Linked DNA regions of Homo sapiens: regions 1 and 3 are each linked to region 2. Evidence: read pairs that join two places in POLR2A ChIA-PET (ENCODE). Cell type or tissue: MCF 10A. All regions are shown on one strand. Links, peaks and the distances in the headings refer to the core of each region. The heading gives the core; the rest is flanking DNA. Region 1 overlaps LIFR-AS1 (LIFR antisense RNA 1). Region 2 overlaps OSMR-DT (OSMR divergent transcript). Region 3 overlaps EGFLAM (EGF like, fibronectin type III and laminin G domains).

The links. ChIA-PET counts read pairs that join two places held together with the same protein. Peaks named below come from ENCODE experiments on the same cell type or tissue, not always from the same donor. Only the 100,000 strongest peaks of a DNase experiment are listed, where the experiment ranks them.
Region 1: POLR2A ChIA-PET joins it to region 2 with 5 read pairs; 4 of 35 experiments call an interaction of 5 or more read pairs at or near these places.
Region 3: POLR2A ChIA-PET joins it to region 2 with 5 read pairs; 14 of 35 experiments call an interaction of 5 or more read pairs at or near these places.

What each region holds. Positions count from the first base shown.
Region 1 is chr5:38,610,786-38,621,130 of GRCh38, forward strand. All of the region lies in intron 2 of LIFR-AS1 (LIFR antisense RNA 1), which reads left to right. Among named protein-coding and RNA genes, the nearest start is that of MIR3650, 58 kb to the left of the region's middle. In MCF 10A, for the core only: no CTCF peak of the experiment used is centred there; no DNase peak of the experiment used is centred there.
Region 2 is chr5:38,811,843-38,822,187 of GRCh38, forward strand. The region is part of intron 1 of OSMR-DT (OSMR divergent transcript); the gene reads right to left. Among named protein-coding and RNA genes, the nearest start is that of OSMR-DT, 29 kb to the right of the region's middle. In MCF 10A, for the core only: no CTCF peak of the experiment used is centred there; a DNase peak (open chromatin) is centred at 4,639.
Region 3 is chr5:38,450,966-38,461,310 of GRCh38, forward strand. It overlaps EGFLAM (EGF like, fibronectin type III and laminin G domains), which reads left to right. Exons shown (of 22, transcript NM_152403.4): 19 at 350-493; 20 at 7,346-7,429. The region is part of intron 1 of EGFLAM-AS5 (EGFLAM antisense RNA 5); the gene reads right to left. Among named protein-coding and RNA genes, the nearest start is that of EGFLAM-AS5, 12 kb to the right of the region's middle. In MCF 10A, for the core only: no CTCF peak of the experiment used is centred there; a DNase peak (open chromatin) is centred at 5,816.

The sequences.
Region 1 (10,345 bases), core at 2,292-7,291, 200 kb before region 2:
AAAAACATCTCATCTTCCAGTAGGAGGGAAGTCATTTAACTGTGTGGTCAGCATGGGTCATCTGGGCAGATACAGATTATTTCAGATTATTTGATGTTCTTAACTGGAGTCTTTCTATGGCTTGAATTGAAGCTTATTTTTAATAATAAAAAAGTTTTAATATTTATCAAAATCAGGAAAAGAGGGTAAATTAGATTAAAAGCCATCCTCATAATTAAGCACTCTATGCTAGCTATTTATTTGTCTTAGAAAAAAATGATTCTTTCCTCTTTTAGAAAGATACAATAATTCTAAATTAAAGCTTCGAGATAAATTATGACTTATGAAGAATAATGGGATAGTATCATAAATAAAAAACATTGTCTGCATGAAATATGACCACTCTAATTCTGTACATTTCCTCCCCATTTCAATACAATGAAGTTTTTACAAGGCAAATTAATCTAGCATTAACCTTGAAATGATTACCCTACCTTACTGATGAAACTGATAAAACAAAAATACTTTTAATGCTAAAGAATCTTGTTAAATTCTCTATAACTTAAGCAAACTATATCTAATTTCTCTTTTTTTTCCCCCATTCTTTAGCCACACACTTAGCATTCTGTAGCAAAATAATCACTGGACCCCAAGTGAGAAGCCTGAGTTCTGGTTCAGGCCATAGAACTGCTTTATAAAGTCAATTAACTTTGCTGGGCTGCTTCTTCATCAGTAAAGTAAAGGCATCACCAGGTGATATATAAGATCGCCTCCATGTTTAGGAATTAGTAGGAAGGCAGATTATTGGTTTGACAACCCTCAATCAAATGAAATGCCTGGTTTTCTGTCCTGGCATATAGTGTAGGAACACGTTATATGTAAAATATGGTATATATGCACATATATAACATACACACACACATATGTATATATAAAAATTAACATATATGTTATGTATATATAAATTAACATATATGTGTTTATATAATATATAACAACATATATAATATATATGATATATATATAAATTAACATTTACTGAGCACTCTGCTAAAGAAATAAGGTAGTGCTATGGAGAATTCAAAGAATTAGCAATTATATCCCTAAGGTTTTACTATAAAAATTATAATTTAGGCCGGGCACGGTGGCTCATGCCTGTAATCCCAGCACTTCGGGAGGCTGAGGTGGGCGGATCACTTGAGGTCAGGAGTTCGAGACCAGTCTGACCAACATGGTGAAACTCCATCTCTACTAAAAAAATACAAAATTAGCCCAGCGTGGTGGTGCCCTCCTGTAATCCCAGCTACTCAGGAGGCTGAGGCAGGAGAACTGCTTGAACCCAGGAGGTGGAGGTTGCAGTGAGCCGGGATCGTACCATTGCACTCCAGTGTGGGCAACAAGAGTGAAACTCTCTCAGAAAAAAAAAAAAAAAAAAAAAAAAAAAATATATATATATATATATATATATATAATTTAGTTGGGGATATAAACAGTCACATCAGATAAAAGTATTCAGAATTTCCAGTTGATATTTAATAAAATCAATCAACATTTATTGGATACCTACTGAATGATACCTACCTGATAAGTATCACAAATAACAGTGCTGATTTGTTTAGAATAAAGCTGGGACTTTTTCCTTCCTTTAAGTAAACTATGGTAACACATTACATTAAAACTTCAGTTAATGGTATATTTGTAATGTTATACTTCTAAAGAAGGCCTCTAAATTACATAGGCTCCGGCCTCACAAAACCTGGTTTTGCTCCTGATGGGGCAAACTAGGGAATAGAGCATGGAAGCAAAACCCACCAATGGCCTGGTGTCCCTAAGTTTGCATTTTGGCTGCTGTTGGGATCACTATACTATATCTGTGTTGGGTCAAGTGGGCAGTCATATTCTTTTCAGAAAAGCTTTCATTGTTCAAAGCTACATCTTGACCAATACACATGCACCTTAACCAGAAGCATGGTGAAACCCTGGGCAGTACATGGATAACATCGAGGTCAAGGCTAGGAACATGGAGTTTTGCCATGGGCACCACTCTGACCAGCAGAACACCTTGTGGGCAACGGGCTGAATGACCTAGCCAACCAAGAGAACATCTGGTAGACCCAAAAAGTTTGAAAAAGGGGAGAAAGAGTAAAAAAAGAGAGGCAGAACAGCTGCATAATTTGGAGGGTCCACTACAAAATAAAAATGTGGACCTATTGTTGAAAAAAATGTTAAGAATTTTTGGTAATGACAGCAGAGCATAAAGCCATGAGTGAGACCCTGGGAAGCATGAAACCCTGTTGAGTCACACATCTGTGAAGTCAGCCCTGAAGACAGCAAAAATCTTAGAAGGGTGCTCACATTATTGGGCATGTACTATATGCTGGACACAGTGCAAAAACACATTCACAATTCATGTTATTTTCAAAACAACTATGGGAGAGAAATATCAACATTTCATGGATGAGCAGAACTCTCAAAAAGGTTAAGCTATTTGCACAAAGACATATAGGTAGTATGTTTGTGTGCACTGAAGTGGAGGAGGAAGAGGACAGAGAGGGAAGGGACCCAAAGTCATTGCCCAAGTAATGGTTAGAACCAGGAACATTTGGGCGTCTGTCATTAAGATCATTTAACAGAGCCAAGATGTCAACATGGTTTGATTGCCGTTGTGAACGACAATTGAGGCAGTGAATAGGAAATTAAAAACACCATTGTCTTTTACTATTTCTTTGAACCATTTATCCCTGTGCTGCTGCAGGGAGGTTGTCATTCCAACAAAAGCAGACACATTTGGAAGCTTCTAGATGCTCAGCTTTTATATTTAGTTACTCTGGTTGGCTCAGGGTTAAATGACTACTGCTTTATTTGCAACTTATTTATATTAAAGGTGAAATGTCAGGTTCACACAGGGTAAAATAAAGGACTCTCTATAAACATGCAAACAAATGCAAGTGTTCGCTGCCAAAAATATCCAAACAAACCAAACCAGAGAAGAGAAATGTCGCCTCAGCCCAAATTGTAGCGCTCTTCCACATGACCTCTTCAGTAGATGAAAGGAAATCCTGAAATTCAAGACCAAGCTCAATCAAATGCTAATTTAATGTTGTTCCCTAGTAGATACCAAGTCAAGGGAGATTTGCCACTTATCTGGCTAATTTGAGCTCTGGGACACCCAGGGTAGAAACCGAGGCAAAATAAATCTAATAAGGGATTGGAATATTTTGGTACTTTGCCAACCGTCTTCAGAGTCACTTGGACACTGTCATCTTTTTCACTCATGCTTGTTTGTTTACATGCATCTATAAAGCATAATTAAGGATCCTTTGATATAAAAGTAAATTTATTTATTTAAGTACTGACATATCCACACATGCTCATAAATGAGCTTCAGTATAGAGGTGTTCTTAATCTGTGCGATGTTTTAGGAAAGAGGGTGGCAGTAGGACCTGCACACTCCTGGATCCTAGAGATGACAGATATGTGACTTTTAAAGAACATGTGGACTTGGCATTATTGATTGTCACTAAGGAGACCTGATCTTATATCAAGACAAGGAACTGGAGTTAAGCCCATAATGCACCTGTGCCAACTCAGTGGCCCTTGAAACTGGCGGAACGGGTTTGGTGCCTACTTTGATCTATGCACATGAAACTCAGAGCTCCCATTGAGAAGAGAGTTTATAGGATCATGGTTCTGGTATCTTTCCTGAGAAGGGAGGAGAGGGAAACTGTCATCTTTTCTTTCACCCATTCCACTCTATATAAAAGTAGACAGCAAGCCTGCAAATTATATTGCTCTATAGTTGGTCCTTCTATGGTAAGAGGGACCTGGTCAGCCTCTTTATCCCCTTGGCAAATTATTCCCAGCTTTTGAATGGCCAGGCTCCTTGGAGGCTGGTGACTGCTGTTTCCTGCTTAGCACTCCTCTGGGAAGGGGAGTGGGGAAATAAAGACCGAGCTCAAAAAGAAAAAGAAATAAAGACTGAGCTCAAAAAGAAAAAGAAAAGAAAGAAACAGCCCCCCATCAGTATGGAAACAGCATGCATGAGATGCTTAGTGGACACAGAGGTCTGGTTCTAAACCAGGGGTCTAGGTTATATCACAGCCTGATCAGTAACTTTGATGAGCTTTGATTTCCTCTATGACCAAGAGATAGTTAAAATCTTGTTCTTAATTCTAGGAGTAAGGAAAACCCTGCATTTCTTAAGCAAATGGCACAATATGTGAACAAAGCCCAATGCTTATTCCGGTAAATCTTAAATCAATTTATTAAAAAAATATATATATAGAATAAAGGTCAATTTGCTGACTTACTTAGAGGAAAGAAATCACTAGAAGACCATTTTTTTTGTAATCTTGCAGAAGAGGAAGTCAGAATATTGTTCTCATATCTGTTTATGTGGAATGTCACTACTGATAAGAGTGACACAACAGGGACATCACACTCAGAGCCCCTGACTCCTGCTTAGTGATAAAGTGCACAGAGCCTGGAGCCAGCTGGCTGGTTTCAAATCTCATCTCTGTTCCTTTCTAATTATGCTAATGTCTCTGAATCAGTCTTCTTATCTTTAAAATGGGGATGTTAATATCATCTGAAGGTGCTGCTAGTTTCTTACCCGGTAGCTATGCTATTTTCCTTCCTTTCTAATGATTTTGTCCAGTTCAGTGGTATTTCCAGTTAGAAACACTCATTTCCCAGACTCCAGTAGGGGTCTGTTTTACCCGGTTCTGGCAAATGAACTATAGGCAGGTGTCATTGGATGGGGCTATTCCCATGGAGATTGACTCAACTGACCATGTTTTTGCTCTTCAGGGTCCCTCTACCTGGGATGTGATTCAGTACCCAATGGTGGAGCGGTCGTTGAGGAATGAAGACACATACAAAGGGTAAAGGAGCAGGTAGGATTGGGAAACATCGCTCCTTGAGCAGCTGCAGGCATAATGAACTGCCCATTCCTCTATTCCTTGTTATATGAGAAAAGCAAAAAAAAAAAAAAAAAAAAAAAACCTTATTAAGTTAAGCCACATACAGCCAAATGCCACCGTAACTGATATACTACCTAACAAGATCAGCGTGAAGAATTTATGACAGTCAAAGTGTTTAGTACACAGCCTGGCACTGAGTATTTAGTAATAGGCATTTACACTGACTTTTACCTATGGGAAAGAACAGTCAGCAGAGTAAGAATGGGGGCTGTCCCTATCCATAGAGATGTGATTTCCTGCTTATGGGGATTGGGGTATGGGTATCTCTCCTCTGCCTGACTGCTGTGAACCAGCTGGCACAGCCTGTTGGTTCTATTTTCTTGTAGCATTTCCCCTCCCATGGCCTCAGGGAGACCCAAGGAGCTCTGATCCTCAGATCTCTTCAGCGCCTCAGATCTCCTGTAGTTTATCTTCCCCCCTTGCTGCCTCCAGGAGTGGTGCCACATTCAATATCACGCCAAGACTCCTGAACCCAATATGATTTTGAATCTCATTAAAATTCTTTTCTGTTTTAACTTCACCTCATAGGGGACACTAATGAAACTCTTAAAAGAACCAGATGTGGTATCTGGCACCAGTTCATAGCCCAAGAATTGAGCTAAAAATGGAATGTACTGACGAATGTTCCCCCTAATAACTTCCACACTCAAAGAGTCAGAAGTCTTCCTAGCATAGATAGATTCTTCTGACACTAGCAGTACTAAAATATGCAAGAGTTGTATCTCAAAGACACCACAAATGTAACATATGTGATAAACCTGATATGGCTTCCTTCTTCCCAGTTTCCCCACAGTTTCAAGATGCCTAAGAAGAATTTACAATCTGAATTAAACTTGCCCTGCCATCCAGATGCATTAATTTGGTTCACAATATTATTTTATCTCTTTAAAGATGTAGACCTATTTGTCTACATCTGAATTTGATCTCCTTTTAAACAGCTATCTTGAGGTATAATTGACATACAGTAAACTACTGGTTTAAGGTATATAATTTGGTAAATTGCAACGTGTGTGTGTGTGTGTGTGTGTCTCTCTCTCTATATATATATATAGATATATAGTCATAAAACTGTCACTGCAATCAATATAATGAACACTTACGCATTACACCCAAGAGTTTTCTTGTGCCTTTGGTAATCCTTTCCTCTGCCCCTTCCCACTGCCCACCAACTCCCATCCGTGTATCTACTTTCTATCACTACTTTGCATTTTCTATAATTTTAATCAATAAAATAATATAGTACATACTCATTTTGTCTGGTTTCTTTCAATCAACAAATTATTTTGAAATTCATTTATGTTTGCCTCTATCAATAGTCATTTCTTCTTATTGCTGTGTAGTATTCCATTGTATGAATATGCTATAGTTTGTTTATCCATTCTATGGTTGAAGGATATTTGAGTTGTTTCTACCTTTTTCCTATGACAGGTAAAGCTGCTATGAGCATTTATGTACAAGTTATTGTATGGACCTATGCTTATACTTCTCTTTGGTAAATATGTAGTGGTGGAATTGTTGAATTATCTGGTAGGTGCATGTTTATCTCTTTAAGAAACTGCCAGATTGTTTTCCAAAGTGGTACCATTTTTCATTCCTAGGAGCAGTGTATGGGAGTTCCATCTCTTCAGTTCATTTTCTAGTCTGTTCCATTGATCTATTTGTCTACTTTTACACCAATATTACATTGTCTTGATTACTGTGGCTTTATAATACGTCTGGAAATCAGTTAGTTCTCCAACAGTTCTTTTTCAAAGTTAGTCTGACTGTGAATTAACTTGCTCTTGTTTTTCTGTTTTTTTCAAAGTGAAAGCTGAGATTATGGGTTTGAGACTTTTCTTCTTTTCCAATACAGGTGTTTTTGTGTTATAAAAATTCCTCTAAGTACTGCTTTAGCAATATGTCTCACATTTGGTATGCTCTTTTTATATTCTTATTTACTTCCAAATACTTCCCAATACTTTCGATTTCTTTTTTGACCTATGTGTCATATAAATGTGTGTTATATCACATCCAAAAATTTGGGGGAATTTTCAACAGATGTTCTGTCATTAATATTTAATTTTAATTTGATTCATTAAGGTCATAGACTGTACAATTTATTGAGACTTGTTTGATGACCCAGAATGTAGTTTAACTTAGGTAAATATTCTGTATGAACTTGAAAAAATGTGTATTCTTCTGTTGTTAGGCAGAATGTATATAAATGTCATTTAGGTCAGGTTGGTTAATAGTGTTAAAGTCTTCTTAAAGTCGTCTGGCTACTTGTTCTATTAATTATTGAGAGAGAGATGCTGAAATCTCTAGCTATTTATGGGATTGTCTATTTTTTCTTGTACTTCTGCAATTTTTGCTTCATGTGTTTTGAAGCTCGCTTATTAGGTGCCTAGAAGTTTATGATGGTTATATCTTCCTGGTGAATTGACCCCTTCATCATTATGAAATAAACCTCTTTGTCCCAGGTAATATTCTTTGCTCCAAATCTACATTGTCTGATATTAATATAGCCAGTCCAGCTTTCTTTCGATTAGTATTAGCATGGTATATCTTTCCATTCTTTTACTTTTAATCAATTTGGGTCTTTCTAGTTAGACTGGGTTTCTTGTAGGCAACATATCATTGAATCTTACTTTTTTATACAGTCTGACAATTTCTGCCTCTTAATTGAGATGTTCATACCATTTATATTTTATTTCATTACTAATGTGGTTAAGTTTAAATCATTCATCTTACTATTTGTTTTCTATTTTTCCCATTTTTTGTTTGCTCCCCCTGCACCCCCTTGTTCTGCCTTCTTTTAGATTATTTTTTATGAGCATTTATTGCCTTCATTGGCCAATTAGCAAAACTCTTTGCTTTGTTATTTTAATAATCACTTTAGGGTTAATAATCTGCATCTTTAACTTATCTAATCCACATTAAAGATATAATGCCCCTTCATGAATAGTATAGAAATCTTACATTAGTCCAATTCTCCTCTTCCGTCCTTCGTGCTATTGTTGTCATACATTTTACTTTTGCATGTTACAAACCTTATACTACACTGTTAGGTTATGTTGTTGTTGTTGTTGTTTAAATCATCAATTATCTTTCAAAATGATTTAACCACTAAAAATAACTTACATATTTGTCTATGTAGTAACCATTTGCAGTTTTCTTCATCTCCTTATGTTAATGCATATTTCCAGCTGGTATTATTTTTCTTCTACCTGAACGGCTTTTATTGATGCTTCTTGGGTCAAATTTTGATCTGCTGTTGATGCATTCTTCCACTTTTCCATGACTGAAAAAAATCTTCATTTCACCTTCATTTTAGAAAAATAATTTTGCTATTGACATTTTTTATCTTTCAGAACTTTGAGGTGTTGTTCCACTGTCTTCTTGCTTACATTTTTTTCTAACAAGAAATATGCTGACATTCTTATGTTTGTTAATGTGTCTTTTTTCACTGTCTGCTTTTAAGATTTTCTTTTTGTCATTGGTTTAGAGTAAATTGATTATGATGTGTCTTAATGCGGTTTTCATTATTATTATTATTATGCTTGGAGTTCATTGATTTTCTTAGATCTGTGGGTTTACAGTTTTCATGAAATTTGGAAACTTTCTGGCCATTTTTCTTCATATTTTTATTAGTGATTTATTGCTGTGTAACGAATTATTCCAAAATGTAGCAACTGAAAACAATACACATGTATTATGTCTCTTTTTTTTTTTTTTTTTTTTTTTTTTTTGACAGAGTCTCTTGCTTTGTTGCCCAGGCTGGAGTATAGTGGCAAAATCTCAGCTCACTGCAACCTCTGCCTTCTGGGTTCAAGCAATTCTACTGCCTCATCCTCCTAAGTAGCTGGGATTACAGATGCACACCACCATGCCTGGTTAATTTTTGTATTTTTAGCAGAGATGGGGCTTCGCCATGTTGGCCAGTCTGGTCTTGAACTCCTGACTTCAGGTAATCCACCCACCTTGGCCTCCCAAAGTGCTGGGATTATAGGGATGAGCCACTGCACTTGGCCTATTATTTCACACTTTCTGTGGGTCAGAAATCTGAATATAACTTTGCTGGGTGCCTCTGGCTTTGGGTCTCTCATGAGGCTACAACCTAGGTGTTGGCCAGAGATGTAGTATCTCAAGGTTTGAATGGGGCAAGATCCATTTACAAACTCACTTTTGTAGCTTCTGGCAGACCTCAGAAGATCCATTTCAAAGCTCACCCACATGCTTGTTGGCAGCCTCAGTTCTTCACCACATGGACCCCTCCATGCGACTGCCTCACAATATGGCATCTAGCTTCCTCCAAAAAAACGGATTCAAAGAAAATGAGAGAGAAAGCCCCCAGATGGAAACCAGAGTCTTTTTGTAATATATTGTATAATACAAGTTATATAACATCACCTTTGCCGTATTTTCTTCATTAGAATTGAGTCAATAAATTCAGCCCGCACTCAAAAGGCAGGAACTAAAGAATAATATGAATACTAGGAGGCCAAGATCACTAGGAGGTAATCTTAGAGTCTGCCTACTACTTTGGGAACCCCTTCTTTGCAAATTGCAATTACACACATATTAGGCCACTTGAAATTTTCACAGCCCACAGATCATAAGTTCCCCTTTTTTTAAAAAAATTGCTCTTCTCTTTGAACTTCATTTTGGGTAATTTCTCTTGCTATGTCTTCAAGTTCATAATTCTTTTCTTCTAAAATATCTAAGTTAAATATCTTTTAATCCAATCCAATGCATTTTTTATTAATCTCAGACATTTGACTTTTCATCTCTAAAGTTCAAGTTGGGTCTCAGTTATAGCTTCCATCTTGCTACTTAAATTTTTGAACCTATGAAATAAAGTTATAATAACTGTTTTAATGTCCTTTGCTGTTGATTCTTCTGCCTGAAAAATCCTGAGTCATTTGACTGATTTTTCTGCTCATATTTTTCTGATTCTTAGTACTTTTTTATTGGATGACAGACATTGTGAATTTTACCTTGTTGGATGCTGGGTATTTTTGTATTCCTATAAAGATAATTTTTAGGACATTTTCCTAATTTAGGAACTTAATTTAGGACATTTTCTGGGACTAAATTAAGTAATTTGGAGAGAGTTTGATCCTTTTGAATATGCTTTTAAGATGTATTAGGTTAAATGTCCAACAACGATAGACTGGATTAAGAAAATGTGGCACATGTACACCATGGAATACTATGCACCCATAAAAAATGATGAGTTCATGTCCTTTGTAGGGACATGGATGAAACTGGAAACCATCATTCTCAGCAAACTATTGCAAGGACAAAAAACCAAACACCGCATGTTCTCACTCATAGGTGGGAACTGAACAATGAGAACACATGGACACAGGAAGGGGAACATCACACACCGGAGACTGTTGTGG
Region 2 (10,345 bases), core at 2,531-7,530:
GACCAAGAGTCATATTATTAGTCAATTGAACTGACACTGTAGGCAAATAAAAACAAGAATTAATTTTTGGAGCCATCTTTGAAGGGCTAGCCACTGTGTATCGTCATTGACTCTGGTCTATTATTCTATTCAACCAATGCCTCACAAGAATCAAGTTACAACACAACATTATGAACAGCCCATTTCTTAGGGTATGGCAAACCGATGCCTTTTCCCGCAAGGCGAGTGCCTAAAGAATTTACCAGAAAGCCTTTGACAGTGATTAATGTCAGTGAAATAGCACTTTATTGTTAGAAGACATGGGATACATATCAACATACAAAACTTAAAGCGGAAGCCAAAGTGCAATGCTTCCTTGAGCTTCATTGACCAAGACAAATGAGGTCGTGCTCAGGCACTGGTGGTGGGAAAAATGGCTTGACAAATCTGCTATGTCCAGTATCTCCAGGCTTCACGTGGCTTTTTATTTATGCCTAATTAAACTGCAAAAAAAGGAATATTAATTTGATCTGAGAGCAGAGTAGTCTACATTCTTCCTATTTTTTATGTTCATCCTGCACCCATATTTGTATAATCACACATTCTCATCTGAATTGGATCAAGAGTCTTTGTTCTGAAAAATTATTACAAATTCTTTATGGATAAGAAGACATGGATAGCCATACTAAAGACCAAAGACTTTTTTGACTGCTGTATTCTATAGCATTTGCTTTCAGGTCTGATTGCAATGTTTTGTACAAAGCACACCAGAAATACAAACTTCACTGGAATTGCAACAGCAATTCACTGTACTCATGTAATAGTAATAGCAATTCCTGACATCTTCTGATTTTGGAACAACCCTTTGTAGGTGAAAACTCTGTTCATGGCAATTTGAGCATAAACTCTCTTTCCATATTGTTGTTAAATTTTGATGTACTGGAGCTGGGAAAGAAGCACCAACTTCATGCAACTCCATGCCAAACCAACCCCCTGCCTCTGATATGCCACAATGATCTGATGAATTATAATGTTCTACATATGATCTACTTGGCTGCAAAATGTTATCAGGTATATAAGCACATACACTTGGAGGCACATGACTTTATGTATTTAATATAATCCTAATAGAAATTTCCATGAGCTTCTCAGGAACCCTGGCAACTAATCCCAAAATGAATATGAAAGAGCCAAGGACCAAGAAAAGACATGACACTCAAAAAGAAGAACCCTACAGGAGATCTTGTCCTCCAGATATTACAATTGTTCTAGGGCTATAGCAATTAAGATAGTGTGGTATTGGGATAAATCATATAGATGGACCAGGGCAACAGAATATAGAATCCAGAAACATAACACACATGCATAGAAATTTTTTTTTCCTAGAGCTGGCATTGCAGACACTTGGAGGAAATATTAATTATTTCAATATGTGGTTATGGGGAAAACATATTACTCATGTGTTAAAAAAATAAAATTGGACCTCTTATATCACACAAAAAGCCAATTTCTGGTGTACTAAAGACTTAAATTTGAAAAGCAAAATTACAAAACTTATCAAAAATTAATATACATTGATAATTTTATAGCTTCCTAGTTTATAAAGACTTTCTAAATATGTATATTATAAATAGAATGATTCTTAAAATGAGATCAACCACATTAAAATTAAGAATTTACGTTCCTTAAAATGCACTGTAATGACCAACCTGGGAAACAGTAGGATGCCGTCTCTACAAAAAATTAAAAATCAGCTGGGCATGGTAGTACACACCTGTAGTCCCAGCTGCTTGGGAGGCTGAGGTGTGAGGATCGCTTGAGCCTGGTAGGTCAAGGCTGCAGTGAGCCATAATCGTGCTACTGCACTCCAGCCTGGGCAAGAGTGAGAGCCTATCTCAAAAAATAAAAAATAAAAATAAAAGACACTGTAATGAAAGTAAAAAAATAAGTGTCAGAAACTGGGAGAAGGTACTCATAACATAGAGAATTAAGCCCCAGAATATACAAAGAACTCTATAAACCTGTAAGAAAAAAATGAACAATCCAACTGATGAATGAGCAGAAATGTTACATGTGTGTTTCACAGAAGAGAAAGAAATGGCAACAAATACATGGAAAATGCTCAATCTTACTAGAAATTGGGGAGAAATTAGAACAGCAGTGATCAGATGCCATTTTATATTTACCACACACACAAGAAGTAAGAATCCTGACAATACCCGATGTGACTGAGAATGTGCAGCAGTAGTTACACCACTTTGGAAAATAAGTTGGCATCATTTAGTAAATACAAAAAGTAGCTGAACTCTCTGACCCAGAAATTTCACCCCTAGGTATATTCCCTAGAGGAATTCTTGCACTGTTTACTAGGAGGCATGGAAAAGAATGTTTATACCAGCACTGTTTGTAATTGGAGAAAAAAAAAAACTGAAAACAGACCAAATGTTGATTAACAATGGAATAAATTGTGGTGTATTCACAATGAATACATCAATGAAGAAATAAAAAAGCTACAGATGGCTGGGTGTGGTGGCCCATGCCTGTAATCCCAGCACTTTGGGAGGCCAAGGCGAACAGATCACCTGAGGTCAGGAGTTCAAGACCAGCCTGACCAACATGGTGAAACCCCCTCTCTACTAAAAATACAAAAATTAGCCAGGAATGCTGGTGGGCACCTGTAATCCCAGCTACTTGGGAGGCTGAGGCAGGGAGAATTGCTTGAACTCGGGAGGCAGAGGTTGCAGTGAGCTGAGATTGTGCTGCTGCACTCTAGCCTGGGCAACAGAGCGAGACTCCATCTCAAAAAAAAAGCTACACAGATGAGATTTAGAAAGGAAATGTTAAGTTAAAAAGCAACTGGTGGAAGAATATATGCAGAATGACTCAATTTACATAGCATTCAAAACACACAAAACTAAATACATTTAGGAGGATATAAATACATGAAGTTAAAACTATAGAGAAAAGCAAAGAGATAATGAATACAAAAATCTAGTTAGTAGTTGTCTCTGATGGGAGAGGGAGAGGGAAGAGGTTGGGAAAGAGTGCTTTAAAGCTTTCTAAAGTAATGGTAATGCACTCTTCAAGTGGGTGGTTGGTAATGAACACCTGTCGTACTCTTATTATTTAACACCCCCCCCCCCGCAAGTGTTTTAAGCTCTTTATTTTGAAATAATTTCATACTCATATAGAAATTTCAAATAGAAATTTGAGTTCAATGAGTTCCTATGAGCCCTTCATCCAGCTTCCTCCAATGATATAATCTTGCATAAGACAAGTTCAATTCACAACACCAGGAAACTGACATTGAACTAAATGGCAGGCTTTATTCAGATTTCACTAGTTTTTACATATACAATTTTTGAGAGTGTGTATGTAGCTCTTTGACATTTTATTGCATGTATAGATTCCTGTAATTGCCATCACAATCAGAATACAGAGCTGATCCATTAACACTAAGAAACAATTTCCTTCCTCTTGAGAGTCCTACCCTCCTCCCAGCCCTAAGCCCTGGCAACCACTTATTGGCTTTTATCACAATAATTTTGTTACCCTACATATATATTTTAATGTTTTTTAGTATCTATTTAATTTTTTTCTTTTTTTTGAGACAGTCTCACTCTGTCACCCAGGCTGGAGTACAGTGGCACGATCTTGGCTCACTGCAAGCTCCACCTCCTGGGTTCACACCATTCTCCTGCCTCAGCCTCCAGAGTAGCTGGGACAACAGGCGTGTGCCATCATGCCTGGCTAATTTTTTGTATTTTTAGTAGAGACAGGGTTTCACCATGTTAGCCAGGATGGTCTTGAACTCCTGACCTCAGGTGATCTGCCTGCCTCGGCCTCCCAAGTGCTAGGATTACAGGCGTGAGCCACCACACCCAGCTGTACCTATTTAATATTTTAAACAACCACCTGCCCCCCCTCCCCTCCTCTGACCACACACACACACACACACACACACACACACACACATACACACACACAGTTTCAGAAGAGAAAAATGCTTAGAACCTGTAAAGATTATCCTCACATCCACCATTAGCTCTCTTAGTGAAATTTTCCCAGGCTTACTCAATTACAAGTAATTTCATGTTCACCCAGTTCACTTCCTTCACCCACTCTTATAAGACCAAAGATAAAGATGTGCACACATTTTTTTTTTTATTCTCTAGAGGGTCATCTTAGAATCAAAAGACCACTCTGTTTTCCCAAACCTCCCCCCAGCCAGGAGTTTGTCAGGTTTTTTTTTCATATTTTCAAAGTATCAAATTTTTACTATATTGATACTTTCTACAGTATATCTGTTTTCTATTTCCTTAATCTCCAATCTTTTCATTGGTATCTCCTACCTCCTTAATAAATTTAATTTACTGTTCTTTATCTCAGACCTCTGCAATGGGGAAGACATTTATTACAGTCTCCGTTTCAGAGAATAAAGCTAGCCCAGCCTGGGGAAGTTTTACACAACAGATTAAACACAGGTGGAAAAATCACAGACACAATCACAGACACACTGAGAGTCACTGATCTTGACTGATCAAACCTAACACTTAAGTCATGCCCTGCACTTTCCATTCCTTTCCCCCCAGGCTGGTTTGCTCCTGTTTTTGCAGATTCCCTGGCAGATCCCAGGCTCCTGACGTCTGGCTGCTCCAGACACAGCCAGTTTAGGTTGAAACTAAATGATCTCATTCACCTGAACCTCAGTGTAGTTGCCTGCCTTTCCTGGAATCCAACCCACCTCTTCCTTAATCAGATCCTTTTCCTCCACCCAGCCTCCTGGGGAGAAAGCCTTCCCCTCCTCTAAACTTTTATTTAAAAACAAGCAAAAAAAATGGCTTCCCATTTGTGCTCTTATGACTCCCCTTGATGCTTACTGCATTTTTCAAACCTGGTTCAAAACAGCTCCACTCCTCACCCCTATTTTTATTCTTTCCCCTGGTTCTCCTCTTTTGCCTGAGGTGTGTTTTGTTTGTTTTGTTTCCATTTTTCAATGCTCACCCAGGCATGTATAGGCAGACTCTGTTTTCACCACAACCAACCAATTCTTGGAATCTTCCTCCTAAAGACAGTTATGTTTCCTTCTAAGAACAATGACAACATTGGGGATTGCATTCTTGAAGAAAGCTCAACAATAATTAAATGAGTTTATTAGTGTATTCCTTAGGATAGCATCATGTGATTTGAAAATGGGTCTATGGACAAATAAATCTGAGTGACAATGGATTTAACAGAGTGCTTCCCAAACTCTGACATGCAAGAATACCCAGATCTTTTTTGTGTTACCCACATACCTCCTTTTTTTGGAAGGCAGGTTTCTATGGAAGGCATCTTGAGTGTAGAACAACCACTGAATTAAGACATGTGTATGACAATAACATGTTATTTTTTAAGAAACCAAGTTAAAAGAGCTGAAGGTTCTGTTCTCCAACTTCTATGACATGAGCACAAACACATTCCATGTGATGAATATGCTATTTGCTCTTAGATCCACCGTCCACCCTGCCACCTCCCCAAAGGAGCTGACCTATAAAGAACAGGCTCCCTTGTTCTTCATTCCAGTCTCTTCCTTGATGCCAAGAATACTCCCCAATAAAACTCTTGGATCCATCTCAGAATCTACTTTCCAGAGAATCGGCCTATGACAAGAGTCAAATAACTCTATAGATTTTATGAGAAAGAGCAGCCTTTCTTTTTGCTCTCATTACCAGTTTTCCAGAGGCAATTAGTTTCAGCTCCTCTGATATATTATTTGCGTATCCCTGGAAAAAATGTTTATATTGCTACTTTTTAAAAATTTTTCTGTTTTAGCATTACCATCAACTTACCTCTATGGAAACTGAACATATTGCTCTCTTACACATACACACATACAGGGATTGAGAGAGAGAGAGAGAACAATTCCCATCTACCCACCATCCCAGTAAACTTAGAATCAGTGCCCAGTAAACATGTTATTATGACAATACATAAGTGACAAAGAAAGCTCAGTAATATAATAGAATATGATTGCTTTTCCCCTTACATTTTCTTTCCCTAAAGTGAATGTCTGACTTGTTTTTCCATTTGCTTAGTTTTCTATGTATTTATCACTAATTTCCAAACACTCCCCCTGTAAATCTCCTCTTTATACATTCAAACAAATTAAGTACACTATCACTTTTACTTTTTGGAAGATGTCTCTTCTAGAACCTTCTGGACCACATTAATTGGATGATCGATACCTAGGATTGCCTACTGTTTTCTTGGAATCTCCTTTCCCATTAATTTAGAGACTTCCTTTACATCTTTCTTGCATTGAATCTCTTGTTTCACTCTTTCTTGGTTTACTTCCTTGTTCTGGTGGAGCCCATCTATCAGTACTTTCCTTGGAAAGGGTGCATGGTAAGTAAATTTTTTGAGATCTTGTTTATCTGAAAAATAGTTTATTTTACCTTTATAGTTGGTTGATGTAGGAAGATAATAGATCTAATGACTTCTCCTCCTTTAAGCAGATGTCATTAAAAAAAAAAACTCTTCTTCCTTTTATTGTATCTCTCTAGCTCCTAAGGTCTCCATAGTTAAAGAAAAAAAAAAAAGCCATGAATAGAGACTTTAATTCACAGGTTAAAGATGTCCTTGGTCTAGAAATATCTTCACACAATATAGCTAAGTATCAATTTAGGTAATATGAGGAATTACTTTTTAAAGGCAACTTAACTTTTCAATTATTTTTTAAAGCTGAGTTCACTTTTACTTCATGATTTAATTTTAGATGTCTAGTTTCAAATAGTTTTATTCCCAGAAAAACTATACTTTATTATGTAGATACTAATGAGGAATTCCAAATCTCCTCCTAAAATACAGAAGTAATCCTATAAAAAGTACAAAAGTCTAAAGATGTGCCACAGTAAAAGTTTTCATGTTATGGAATACCATGCAGCTATAAAAAAGAATGATATCACGTTCTCTGTAGGAACATGGATGGAGCTGGAGACCATTATTCTTAGCAAACCAGTGCAAGAACCAAAAACCAAAGACCGCATGTTCTCAGCTTGGCCAACATGGTGAAACCCTGTCTTTACTAAAAACACAAAAATTAGACAGGCATGGTGGCACATGCCTGTAATCCCAGCTACTCGGGAGGCTGAGGTGGGAAGATCATCTGAGCTCAGGAGGCGGAGGATGCAGTGAGCTGAGATCATGCCACTGCACTTCAGCCTGGGTGACAGAGCGAGACTCTGTCTCACTGCCCCTCCCCCCTGCCAAAAAAAAGACAGCATGTTCTCACTTACAGGTGGGAGCTCAGTGATGAGAACACATGGACACATAGAGGGGAACAACATACACTGGGGCCTATGGGAGGATGGAAGGTGGGAGGAGGGAGAGGATCAGGAAAAATAACCAATAGGTACTAGGCTTAAACCTGGGTGATGAAATAATCTGTACAACAAACCCCCATGGCACAAGTTTACTTATATAACAAACCTGCACATGTACCTCTGAATGTAAAATAAAAGTTAAATTAAAAAAAAGTTTTCATGTTAGAGTAAATATACAGAAAAATAGTTATATTAGATATTACTGCATTTTATTTATTTATATATCTACATACACATTTATGTATATTTGTATATATATTATGCATGCACATATATAGCTAATGCATCCACATTATTCAAAAATAAGAATTGTAAAAGTATACAATGAAAAGTTTTTTTCCCCACCCAGTTTCCTAGCTCATAGAAAATGATTACTTGTTTTTTTGTGTTTCCTTCTAGAGATATTTAATGCACATACAACCAATTATTAGGAAATACTTTGGTAATCTGAAAGGAGTTTAAGGAATAAATTATTCAAAATGGTGTGGACAGAGCAGAAGGAAATGACATGGAATGGTAAGGCATCTGTAATTTTATTACAAAGCTATAGTAGTCAAAACAGTATGGTACTGCCATAAAAACAGACACAGAGACCAGTGGGACAGAATAGAGAGCCCAGAGGCCAAGTTATGAATTTAGTCCATTCATTTTCAACAAAGGTGCCAAGAACACACATTGGGGAAAGGATGGTCTCTTCAGTAAACGGTGTTGTGAAAACTGGATATTTACTTGCCATAGGATGAAAATGGACTCTTATTTCACACCATATACAAAAATCAACTCAAAGTGGATTGAAGACTTAAATACAAGTCCTGATACTATAAAAATCCTGGAAGAAAAGAGAGAAGAAAAGTTTTTGACACTGGGCTTGCCAATAATTTTTGGGGGTATGACACCAAAAGCACAGGCAACAAAGTCAAACACAAATAAGTAGCACTACATCAAACTAAAAAATTCCTGCACAGCAAACCATATATCTGATAGGGGCTTAATATCCAAAATGCATAAGGAACTCATGCAACTCATAACGTGATTAAAAATAGAGCAAAGGACCTGAAAAGACATTTTTCCAAAGAAGACATACAGATTGCCAACAGGTATATGAAAAGGTGCTCAACATCACTAGTCATCAGGGAACTGCAAATCAAAACCACAATGAGATAAGACCGCAAACCTACTAGGATGGCTATTATCACAAAATCAAAAAATAATTAAGTGTTGGTGAGGATGTGAAGAAAAGGGTACAATTGTAAATCGGCACAACCATTATGGAAAACAGTATGGAGTTTCCTCCAAAAACTAAAAATAGAACTACTGAATGATTTAGCAATCCCACTTCTGTGCATATATCCAAAGGAAATGAAATCAGTATCTCAGATATATCTGCACTGCCATGTTCATTGAAGCGTTATTCCCAGTAGCCAAGATAGAGAAACAAACTGTGTTCATCAATAGACAAATGGTTAAAGAAAAGTTGTGTGTATGTATATGTATATGTGTGTATATATGTATACATATGTATATATGAATATACACATATGTATACCTATGCATATATGAATATACACATATATGTATACCTATGTATATATGAATATACACATATGTATACATATGTATATATGAATATACACACATATGTATACATATGTATATATGAATATACACATATATGTATACATATGTATATATGAATATACACATGTATACATATGTATATGAATACACATATGTATACATGTGTACATGTGAATACACTTATGTATACATGTGTACATGTGAATACACATATGCATGCATGTGTACTTGTGAATACACATATGCATGCATGTGTACATATGAATATACACATATGCATGCATGTGTACATATGAATACACATATGCATGCATTGTACATATGAATACACATATATGTATGCATGTGTACATATGAATACACATATATGTATGCATATGCGTGTATATGAATATACATATATGTATGCATATGCGTGTATATGAATATACATATATGTATGCATATGCGTGTATATGAATATACATATATGTATGCATATGCGTGTATATGAATATACATATATGTATGCATATGCGTGTATATGAATATACATATGTATGCATATGCGTGTATATGAATATACATATGTATGCATATGCGTGTATATGAATATACATATGTATGCATATGCGTGTATATGAATATACATATGTATGCATATGCGTGTATATGAATATACATATGTATGCATATGCGTGTATATGAATATACATATGTATGCATATGCGTGTATATGAATATACATATATGTATATATTATGTGTATATATACACGCACTGGAATACATGTGTACATATATACATACATGTAAACTGTATACAATGTATACATGTACACATGCATGTATATATACATACTATATACATCTGTACACCTATATACATGTATATACACATGAATACATATACAAGTATATACATATGTATATACAAGTATATACATATGTATATGTATACACGTGTATATACGTGTATATGTGAGCAGTGACAACGTGCTAGCAGCCCTCACTGGCTCTTGGCACCTCCTCGGCCTCCGCGTCCGCTCTGGCCGCACTTGAGGAGCTCTTCAGCCTGTCGCTGTGCTGTGGGGGCCCCACTCTGGGGCTGGCCGAGTCTGTAACCAGCTCCCTCTGCTCTTGGGGAGGTGTGGAGGGAGAGGTGCCGGCGGGAGCTGGGGCTGCGCGTGGCATTCACAGGCCGGTGCGGGTTCCGGGTGGTCAGGGGCTCAGTGCCTGCTGGGCTTGATTGGGGGATGAGCTCCCTCTGGGCTGCCAGAGTGCCCGGGCTAGGTGCTGCAAAGTCCCGCGGAGAGTGCCATTGAGAGGTGAAGCCAGCTGGGCTTCTGGGTCAGGTGGGGACTTGGAGAACTTTTGTGTCTAGCTAAAGGATTGTAAACACACCAATCAGCACTCTGTGTCTAGCTAGAGGTTTGTAAATGCACC
Region 3 (10,345 bases), core at 3,458-8,457, 360 kb before region 2:
ACACTTTCTGTTGGGGAATGGGGCCCCTGAGTAGTAAAACAGGAAAGAGAAAAGAATGAGGTGTGTATGGGGGTGCAGCCTAAGCTGTGACATTGGCCATAGTCTTGCTAATCTGTCACTCAGCAAATGCTCTCTGGTGGGGTTCACAGTGCTTGGGGAGAGAGACTGCTGCTGAGTGAGCAGTCCAGACCTTTAGACCCGTGGTGCGACTCGTGGTAATGAAGTAAGTGTCAGAAAGTGCCAGACTATCCTTACATCTGGTTCCTCAGGGCTGGCAGACAAAACTGGAATTACTCGGAAACAGATGTTGGTGGTTGATTTGGTGGACTTATTTGTGTATTTCCTCCAGGGTGTCAGGATCAAGATCAAATGTGTTCATGAGGTTTAAAACAACTGCCAAGGATGGCCTTTTGCTGTGGAGGGGAGACAGCCCCATGAGACCCAACAGCGACTTCATTTCCTTGGGCCTTCGGGATGGAGCCCTCGTGTTCAGGTAACCCCCTCTCCATCTGCCTTCAGCAGCACCTTGCGATTTTCTCAGACATTGCAGATCATGCCAGAGTGATTCAGAAGGGAGCCAGAACACAGTCTGCTGGAATTGGCTGAAGCCTGAAGCTTCAAGGCTTATTGGAAGCTCCTGGTCTTTCTTTCCAACATTCATCTTATAGAGCAGCAGTCAGCAAACTATGGCCTGCAGGCCAAATCTGACCCACCACTCTTTTTTGTAAATAAAGTCTTGCTGGGGCCGGGCACAGTGGCTCACGCCTGTAATCCTAGCACTTCGGGAGGCCGAGGTGGGCAGATCATTTAAGATCAGGAGTTTGAGACCAGCCTGAGCAACATGGAGAAACCCCATCTCTACTAAAAAATACAAAAATTAGCCGGGTGTGGTGGCAGGCACCTGTAATCCCAGCTACTAGGGAGGCTGAGGCAGGAAAATGGCTTGAACCCATGAGGCAGATGTTGCAGTGAGCTGAGATCGCGCTACTGCACTCCAGCCTGGGTGACAGAGCAAGACTCCATCTCAAAAAAAAAAAAAAAAAAAAGAGTACAGCAGTATTCCAACAGGACTTTTTTTTTTTTTTTTTGAGACAGGGTCTTGCTGTTGTCGCCCAGGCCAGAGTGCAGTGGCGCAATCTCGGCTCACTGCAACCTCTGCCTTCTGGGTTCAAGTGATTCTCTTACCTCTGCCTCCCTAGTAGCTGGGATTATAGCACGTGCCACCATGTCTGGCTTTTTGTATTTTTTGTACAGACGGGGTTTCACCATGTTGGCCAGGCTGGTCTCAAACCCTGACCTCAGGTGATCCACCCGCTTCGGCCTCCCAAAGTGCTGGGATTACAGGCATGAATCACTGTGCCTGGCTTGTACTCTCTCATTTATATATTGCCTGTGGCCATGTTCATGCTACAATGGCACACTTGAGTAGCTTCAATAGGAACTGCATGGCAGAGCCTTAGGAATTGACCGTCTAGCCCTGTGAGGAACAATTCTGTGCCCTTGTTCTAGTGTGTTACTGCTGCATGTTCCCTACTCATAAATTAGGAAGGGGCAGAAAGAAGACTTGGATACTGCCAAGCACAAAGGCCAAGCATAGAAGTGAGTACTCAGCCTAAGACTCAGCAGCTCAGGGAGGTCTAAAACCCTAAGCTCCAGGAGCCCTGACTTTAAATTCTGACTCTGCTCCCTGTTAGCTGTGTAGCTGTGGGAAGGAGAATCCCTGCTTTCAAGTCTCCTGCTGCCAGAGGAACAAAGCACAGATTCATGTCTCAATAGATCCACCCAACATGAGAGTTTTGTAAATACTTCTTGGGTGTTACCGATAACGCAGTGCCAGAAGTTCTTCCCTCTTTTAAGTGAATTTAGACTGTTTCCAAATTTGTCAAATGCATAGCTATGAAGTGGTTAAAGAATTACCTGAATGAGTTCTCCCCACTCTTCTTACCAGATTGGGTGAAAGCTGAGCTTCCAAGGGGCAGGGCCTGTCTCGTGTAATATCAAAACACTTCTCTAGAGATTGTCATGGCACATCCTCACATGAGGTTAGACATCGCTCATCTAGACAGTGGCTTTCCAAGTGTGGTCCCCAGACCAGCAGCCCCAGCATCACCTGGGAACTTGTTAGAAATCCACGTTCTCAGGCCCCAACCTGATCTACTGAACCAGAAACACTCTAGGGGTGGGGTCCAGCAATCCGTGTGGTAACCGCTTCCCCAGACGATTCTGATACCCTCAAAGCTTTGAGTTCCATGGGGGAACTCATTTCTTGGACTTCTACTTCTTAATTCACCCTCTGATGACTAGCTCAAGTGTTTGCTAAATGATATGAAAGTAATTGAATTGAAATAGACAAAGCAGGGATCACTAAACAGTGGAGAAGCTGAAGACTTAATTCTGGGGCTTCTGTTGGTCCTGTGCTAAGATTACTGACAGCCCAAGTAGGATAACAGAAATCTTTCTGTTTGAATAAAAGGCATTTTGAGAGGAAATGTCACTTGTCCAATGTTATGCTATTCCCTAAATAGCAGAGCATGCTAAGTGACTCCATCTTATGATTGTTGGGGACTTTGGAGACTCATATGTAGTTGAGGCTGGATGCTGGCAGGTGAGAGGCAGCTTCTCACCATCTCTGCCTTCCTGTCCTCCGTAGCCTCCCACCCATTGCTAGCCCAGAGGTTGAACACGGAGCTCTTCACACCCTATTTCAGGCTGGCTGCCTTGAAGCCATTTTCTTATGGTTTTCCTGTGGTTAACCTCATCAAGGCCTCAAGTACTTGATTGTGCCCAGAAAAGAGAACCGAAACAGAAGCTCAGCTGTGGGTGGGATGGTCCAACTTCCCCCTAAACTGCCAGCTGAATCTATTCACCACCCATTCTACTCCAGTAGGGAAACAGCTCCCACCAGCTCCCATGCCCAGCCCTGGAGAGCCCCCTCCCCTCTCCCACCTGCTTAGGATCCTTCAAAGAGCTCTGCTTTATCCTGAACATACTTCTTGTTACCATTTCTTTCTCAGGATTCTGAAAATTGGCCCTCTGTTTTTCTTCCAATCCTGGAGTTCTGATTGTGATCTGTGTAAGACACACTGCTGAACCCAGGCCGAGGTCGACTTCTGTGCCTGCTCTGGTCCTGGAGCCGCCCCATTGCTGCCACTCTGTTCTTCCTCCATCTGGGCTGTTATCCCACCACATCAATGTCCCCGATGCTGATGTAGGGAAGCGTACCGGCGGGCTGGGGACAGAGAGGAATTCCAGTGTAGGCCAGTGGTTTGAAGATGTCAGCGGTGTGGTGGGCACCGGGTCTGATTAGAAACAAGCACCCGGGTGTTTCCGGGACCCATGCCCTGAGAAACAGGGTCTGAAGTGGCTTTGGAATCACACATGCCTGATCCCCCACGTGGGCTCATGAGTTACCTAAATCTCAGCCTCTGTCCCCTCCTTGCAAAACGACAGGGTTCGCTGTAAAGATTAAATGAATGAATTCATGTAAGGGGTTCAGTGTGGGGTCAGGTGTAGCTAATTAATGATAATGATAAGAAAAATTATGATCCTTGCTCAAGCATTTTCTGAGTCTTAGAAGCCTTTACCTCAGAGAGAGAACACGTAGTTATTATTAAAATGTAGTTCTTATTTTTATTATTGTTATTGTTATTTTTAATAAGTCACGGGCCCTGCGCCCAAGGGGCACAGATCTGTGCAGTCTGGAGAGTGAATTGTTCTACAGAGCAGACAAATCGTTCTTGAGGTTTCAGTGTTTGATCCAGGCTCAAAGCAGATGGAAGAGGAACCCTAAGATAATAAAATATAGTCCCAACTTTCATGACTTTCTTTACCTAAAAGCTGGTTCTTTGGCTAATTTAGTGCTCAAAGGCTTTCTGCCAGAGAATAGGGAAAAACAATGGGATTCTAAAAATGTATATATGTATATATATTTATAGTTTTGGTGCAAGATTTAGCAGAAAAAATAAGGAAATCAAAGTGCTCAGTGAAAATGAGTGTGTTTTTCTGTTTTCTGTTTTGTTTTTGTTTTGTTTCATTTTGTTTTGTGATTGTATGTGGGGCATAAAACCTACCACCGGTGGGGTTTGTGAACATTGCTTGACTGTTCACAGTGAACACTGCCCGCTTAGTTTCACCTCATCACATCTTCATGCAACGAAGAGGGGGAAGAGACTTGACATTAGCAAAGTGCCTTGTGCTACAATTTAAAGGGGGCATGATTAAAAGTGCCACCACAGGAAAGCAGGAAGGTGGCCGAGTGGTTTCCAAAAGGCCTCACCTGAAGGTATTTCCGGGTGGCCCACCTTGGTGCTCTGGCTCACAGCCTCTAGTGCACACCAAGCTGAGTGGCTCAGAATAACCCATCATGGCAACCAGGTTCCCAAGACGTGGGTAGAGAAGTTAGACATACATTCTTATATCTGTTTGTTTCTACATTTTTATACTGAGGCATACCTTCCATGCCATGCACACCTGTTCAGTGTAGAGCTTGATACATTTAGAATATGTAAACACTGAATCACTGTCACCCAGAACAAGATATAGAACATGTCCACCACCCAAAAATGCTCCCTCATTCTTCTCCCAGTGAAGGTAACCACTCTTCTTGGTCATTTATGATTATATACACGAGGGAGCTTTTCCAGGGTGAGTATCAGCACGTCAGAGGAAGCGGGAGGTTCTTTGGAGGGTCTGAAATCAGATGGAATTGAAGGGTTGGGGAATCGGGCCATGGAGAAGCCAACTGAGTTGCCCCCTCCCACAGTGATGGCTGGATTCCTGTCTGCCAGGTTCACGGTTGACTCCCTAGAGCACATTCTAGCTCTTGGCCTGAACAGGAGAGTTGTCGGGCTGCAGAACAGAAGGAAGGGCACCCTTTGTCTAGATGGGCTCTTAGACAACTGAAAAGGTTTTCATTCACTGCACCACAATCATGTTCCAATCCAGCCTCCCTTCACGTACACAGCCAGATCACCTTGATTCTGAGATCTGGGTGTTCCGGACTGCTTTGGTTATATATTGACAGCTTGTTGGCTTACTTTCACACATGGCTAGTCTTCAGAAGAGGTGTGACATATTCAAGCCTTGGTGGCAACTTTCTCCTTCCTACCAGTCCCTTGGGGTGCATTGTCAACCCCGTATCCAAGCTGCACTAAGTGCTGCCTCTGTTGGGAGTGGTGGGATTTTTCATTTGGCTCCTACGATGTGCAGTGCTTCCTACATATGTCATGTTACTTAGCATTCCCTAGGATTCTTCAGGGAAGGGATTATTATCCCCGTTTGACAGATGAGAATATGAAGCAAGTTGCCCAAGGTCACAGAGCTGTTAACTAGCGAGTCTGGGGATCAAGGCAGGTCCGTTGAATCTGAGTGTCCGTGCTCTTTCTATCACCCCACGCTGCCTCTCAGAACGGCCATAGATAGTAATTCAGCTAAGTTTCTGCCCACCAGCAACTCGCCCTACTTCCTATTCATTCAAGAAGTATTTAGCCACCAAATCATGAAATCTCAAAATTCCGCCACCAGGCTGCTTTATACAAGGAGGTACTTGATGTGGGAAAACTCATTAGAAAACAGTGGACTTTTCAGGGTCAGAGTGGCAGCTTTGTCCCAGGGTTTGTCAAGTCACCCCAAGTCCTATTCTTGGTTAAATGTCAATGGGCTGTGTGAGTTCTTCGAGCCTCCATTATTAAAGGAATGATCTATGGTGCTTTCTCTGGAGAAAGCCAAGCACTTTCTATTCTTGCTGTTTTCTCAGAATGAGTACATGCCAGTGCTTGTTAACTCATCCAGATTTTCTCTCGACATCCCTCTCTCTTGGGCAATGAGGTGAAGGAGAGATATGTCCTCTTACAAAATGAGGAGGGAGTCATCCCAGGTGGAACATACTTCCCTTCAAAAGCTTGATGGCCTAGGCTTTATTGTATTATCCAGGGAAAGTCTGGGCAGTTGGCCCAGTGCCCGGGCTAGAGTAGTCACTCACTAAATATTTGTCGAATTAAATTTAATTAGAATAATTGAATGAACACTGGATTAAGGGGGATATTTCTCTCTGGTAACAACATGTTCATGTTTTCTGAAACCCTTATGGTATCGGGGTATCTGGGAACTGAAATAGAAAATAGGAAGCCACTAGAGAAACCTGATAGCAGAGTTAAATGGATAAGGGCAGAGGATACACCAAGTTCAAGTTCTACATTAGGTTTGTGATTTTAGGCAAATTCCCTTAATCTCTCTGGGGCTCACCCTACTCTGCAATGTTCATTTTTTTTTAAAAAGTGAAAACAGATGCATTCATTTCTTAGGGCTCTGATAATACATGACCACAAATTAGGTGGCTTAAAACAATAGAAGTGGGCTCTCTCACAGTTCTGAAGGCTAGAAATCCACCATGCAGTGCAAGGGTTGGCTTCTTCTGGAGGGTCTCAGGGAGAATCGGCTCCATGCCTGTCCCCCAGGTTCTGGTGGTGGCTGGCAGCCCTTGGCATTCCTTGGCTTGGAGATGCCCCATTCCAGTCCCTGCCTCCAGTTTCCCATGGCTTTCCCTGTCTCTGTGTGTCTCTGGCTCCATGTCCAAATCTCTTCTCATAAAGATACCAGTTATATTGGATCCATGGCTGCCCTAATCCAGTATGACTTCATTTTAACTAATGAATCTGCAAAGACCCTATTTTCAAATAAGTAACATTCTGAGGCTCTGGGTAGACATGAATTTGGCGGGTGGAGGGAGGGGGCAGACCATCATCGTAACATAGTATAAAACATTACACATGATAAAGCCCTTCTTGTTATTCCTGATACTTTAGTACTGATGTTGCCTTACATGAGGGCATTAAAAAACAATCTTGATAACATTATGCTAAGTGAAGTAAGCCAGTCACAGTCACAAAAAAGACAAATACTCTATGATGCCACTCATATGAGGTATGTAGAAGAATCAAATCCACAGAGTCAGAAGGTAGAAGGCTGGTTGTCAGGGGCTGGGGGGAGGGAAGAATGAGGGGTTATTATTTAATGCAATGCTTTTGTTTTGTAAGATGAGTTTTGGAAATTGCCAGCCCAACAATATGAATATGTACTTAATGCTGCGGCACTGTATGCTTAAAAATGGTTACGATGGCCATGGTTATGTTACATATATTTTACCATAATTTAAAAGTTTAATAATTTTTAATTTCATGAACCAGCCTAGAAACCCAACAACTTTTATAACACTCTTGTTTTTTGTTAAGGAAACTGCACTCTGAGTTGCAAAGAACTTTTGCCCTGAGAATCGTCTGTGAACCGTGTCTGCTTATGCCTCAGTGTTTTATTCTGTTCTCTGTCTTCTTCTTCTCCAATGCCTTAGCTATAACCTGGGCAGTGGTGTGGCATCCATCATGGTGAATGGCTCCTTCAACGATGGTCGGTGGCACCGAGTTAAGGCCGTTAGGTGAGTCCCTCCCGCAGCATGAGGCAGAGCCAGAGCTGAGCAGTGGTGGGATGTGGTGTCCAGTTCCCTTGTAGTCCCACTGTCCTGTTCCCCAACTTTGCCTGGCATCCTAGTTACCCCTGATCCAGGGCATTCAGGGAATTTTCTACCAATTCCCGCTGTGCCCTACATTGACACTATCAGGCCAGGGAAACTGAACCCCCAAACCTTCATTAAGCAGTAACCTTCTGGAGAAGAAACCTTTTGATGGCTGATCTGGAAGAACCTTGAGAGTTCAGTGTATGTGGACTTTAAAGAATGTTTGGGCCGGGCATGGTGGCTGACACCTGGAATACCAGCACTTGGGGAGGCCGAGGTGGGTGGATCACCTGAGCTCAGGAGTTTGAAACCAGCCTGAGTTACATGGCGAAACCCTGTCTCTACAAAAAATACAAAAATTGGCTGGATGTGGTGGCACACGCCTGTAATCCTAACTACTCGGGAGGCTGAGGTGGGAGGACCGCTTAAGCCTGGGAGGTGGAGGTAGCAGGATCATGCCATTGCACTCCAGCCTGGGTGACAGAGTGAGACCCCATCTCAAAAAAAAAAAAAGACTTTCAAATCTCATTGTACAGGCAATCCTCCCCCCTCCCTCTGGCTTTTTTTTGTTTGTTTTGTTTTGAGACAGGTTCTCGCTCTGTCACCTAGGCTGGAGTACAGTGGTGTCATCATGGCTCAGTGCAGCCTCGCTTGACCTCCCAGGCTCAGGCAGTCCTCCCACTTCAGCCTCTTGAGTAGCTGGGACCACAGGTGTGCACCATCTGCCTTGCTATGTTGCCAGGGCTGGTCTCAACCTCCTGGCCTCAAGTGATTCTCCCACCTTGGCCTCCCAAAGTGTTGGGATTACAGGCATGAGCCACTGCACCTGGCCACTTTTTTTTTTTTTACACATTACCTAAACCTTAGAACCTGACTGTATTTCACTCAGCCCCAATTACATATCTCCCCCATCACAGAGGTAATCACCATCCTGACTTCTGATTAACTTTGGATGAATCATTCCTTTGCTCTTCTTTATATAATAGTTTTACTATTAATACCTTTGTCCATATTTCTAACAACATATTTTCAGAAACGAAATAGCAGGCTGAAACTTAGAAATGTCAATCTCGCAAGTTAGATGAAGGTCCCAGGAGAAGATAAGCTGAAATGAAGGTCTGGTTGGGGTTCCCTGAGAATTTATCATAACCCTTTCTGGGGAAGCCAGTGGGTAAAGTCATGAGTGAGGCCTGGGAAACATGGCGCCCACCATGGCTACTTTCCTACTCAGCTCCCATATAGGCTGCAATGGGGAGAGACTTGCTGGGCCCCCAACCCCTGGCTGCTGGGCCCCCAACCCCTGGCTGCTGGGCCCCCAACCCTGGCTGTTGGGCCTGCCTTTGAAACCCTAGAGGAAATGGGGATACAGAGGCAGATCTGTGCCTCTCAGCTTCCCAGATGGTCTAGAAAGCCCTTGAGACAGAGGTTGATTTTGATGAAGTCTCAACTCTAACTTTCTGAAAAAAGAAATGTTGTCCCATCATGAATATCCACATGCTTGGATTTCAAATAGTTTCTAGACTACAAGTTAAAAATTCAGAGCCCAGCCTAACTCCAAAATACTCCAAACTCTATGGCTTCTAACTTCTTCATTTCTGCCTCTTACCCATCTTTAAAGGGGCTTGGCCAGAGACATCCAAAGGAATATGAAATGCTTGAGCTCTTTACCTCTAACCACACTTGATCCCTACAAATCCCCACCCTGGGAACATCAGGGAACAACACCCTTCTCCCAGTTTCCTTGGGTGGAGATCATTGGTAGAATACTCACACATTGTGGAATAATTTTTAAGCCTTCCCAGTTGTTGTTGGGGTTTGATTATGTGTATCAAGATACACTCTGGTGAGGATACCAGGCACTTCCTAGACATCTAAGGAAACTGATGTTAAATGATCTTCCCCTAGACTATACAACTGTTTGTGGGAAAAGCCAAGATTAGAATCCCAGCTCAAAGCCCTTTCCATCCTACCCCATGATGAAACCCACCCAAAGCTAGGATTTCAGATGTTTGGGAGGGATAAGGCAGTGGAATGTTCTACAGGAAGAATTTCACATGTCAGAGTGTCAAGCTGGGCACCATGCAGATGGCTTAGCAGACTTGGCTTTTCCTGTTGGCATCATGGATACCTCTGCTGGTGGGTCTTAGGTTGCAATGAGGGCTGAACAGAAGGAGTCGAGCCCAGGAACTAGATGAATGGGAGGATTCCAGCAGATACTGTGAGTTGTGAGCAGACAGGCCTAGAAGGGAAGAGTTCTCAGGGGGAACTGGGTCAAGGCCATGGATATCAATTATGGCAAGAAGGATTGAGCAGATACCTTAATTCTCTGTAGCAGGCTCCAGGGTTAGAGATAGGAGTGTCAATGAAAAGGAGATTGCCCAGGGGGCCTTGCTTTGGACAGTGTCTTGCTCTGGGGCATCCTGCTCTTGCAGGCATTAATCCCAGCAGAAAAGAGAAAATAAATTCCAGTTTATTAAACATCTCCAGTTGCCAGGTACTTTTCATACTTTGTCTCAATATTCACAGCAACTTAGGTTTTATAATCTTCATTTTATGGATAAAAATGATAATGATATTGATAACAATAACAACACACTCCTCTACCAGTCTTTATAGAGCAAGATGTGTATCAGGTATCATGCCCTGTGCTTTGTACGCATAACATCTGATCTCCACAATAATCTCGGGAGATGGGCATAGCTATTCCCATCTTAGGTGAGGATGCTGAAGCTCCACAGATTCACTGTTCATTCATCATCTGGGATGAGCCTTATATCATTCCAGACACAGGAGATACCTCATTGAAGAAAATTAACATCCTTGCCTTGATGGTCTTGC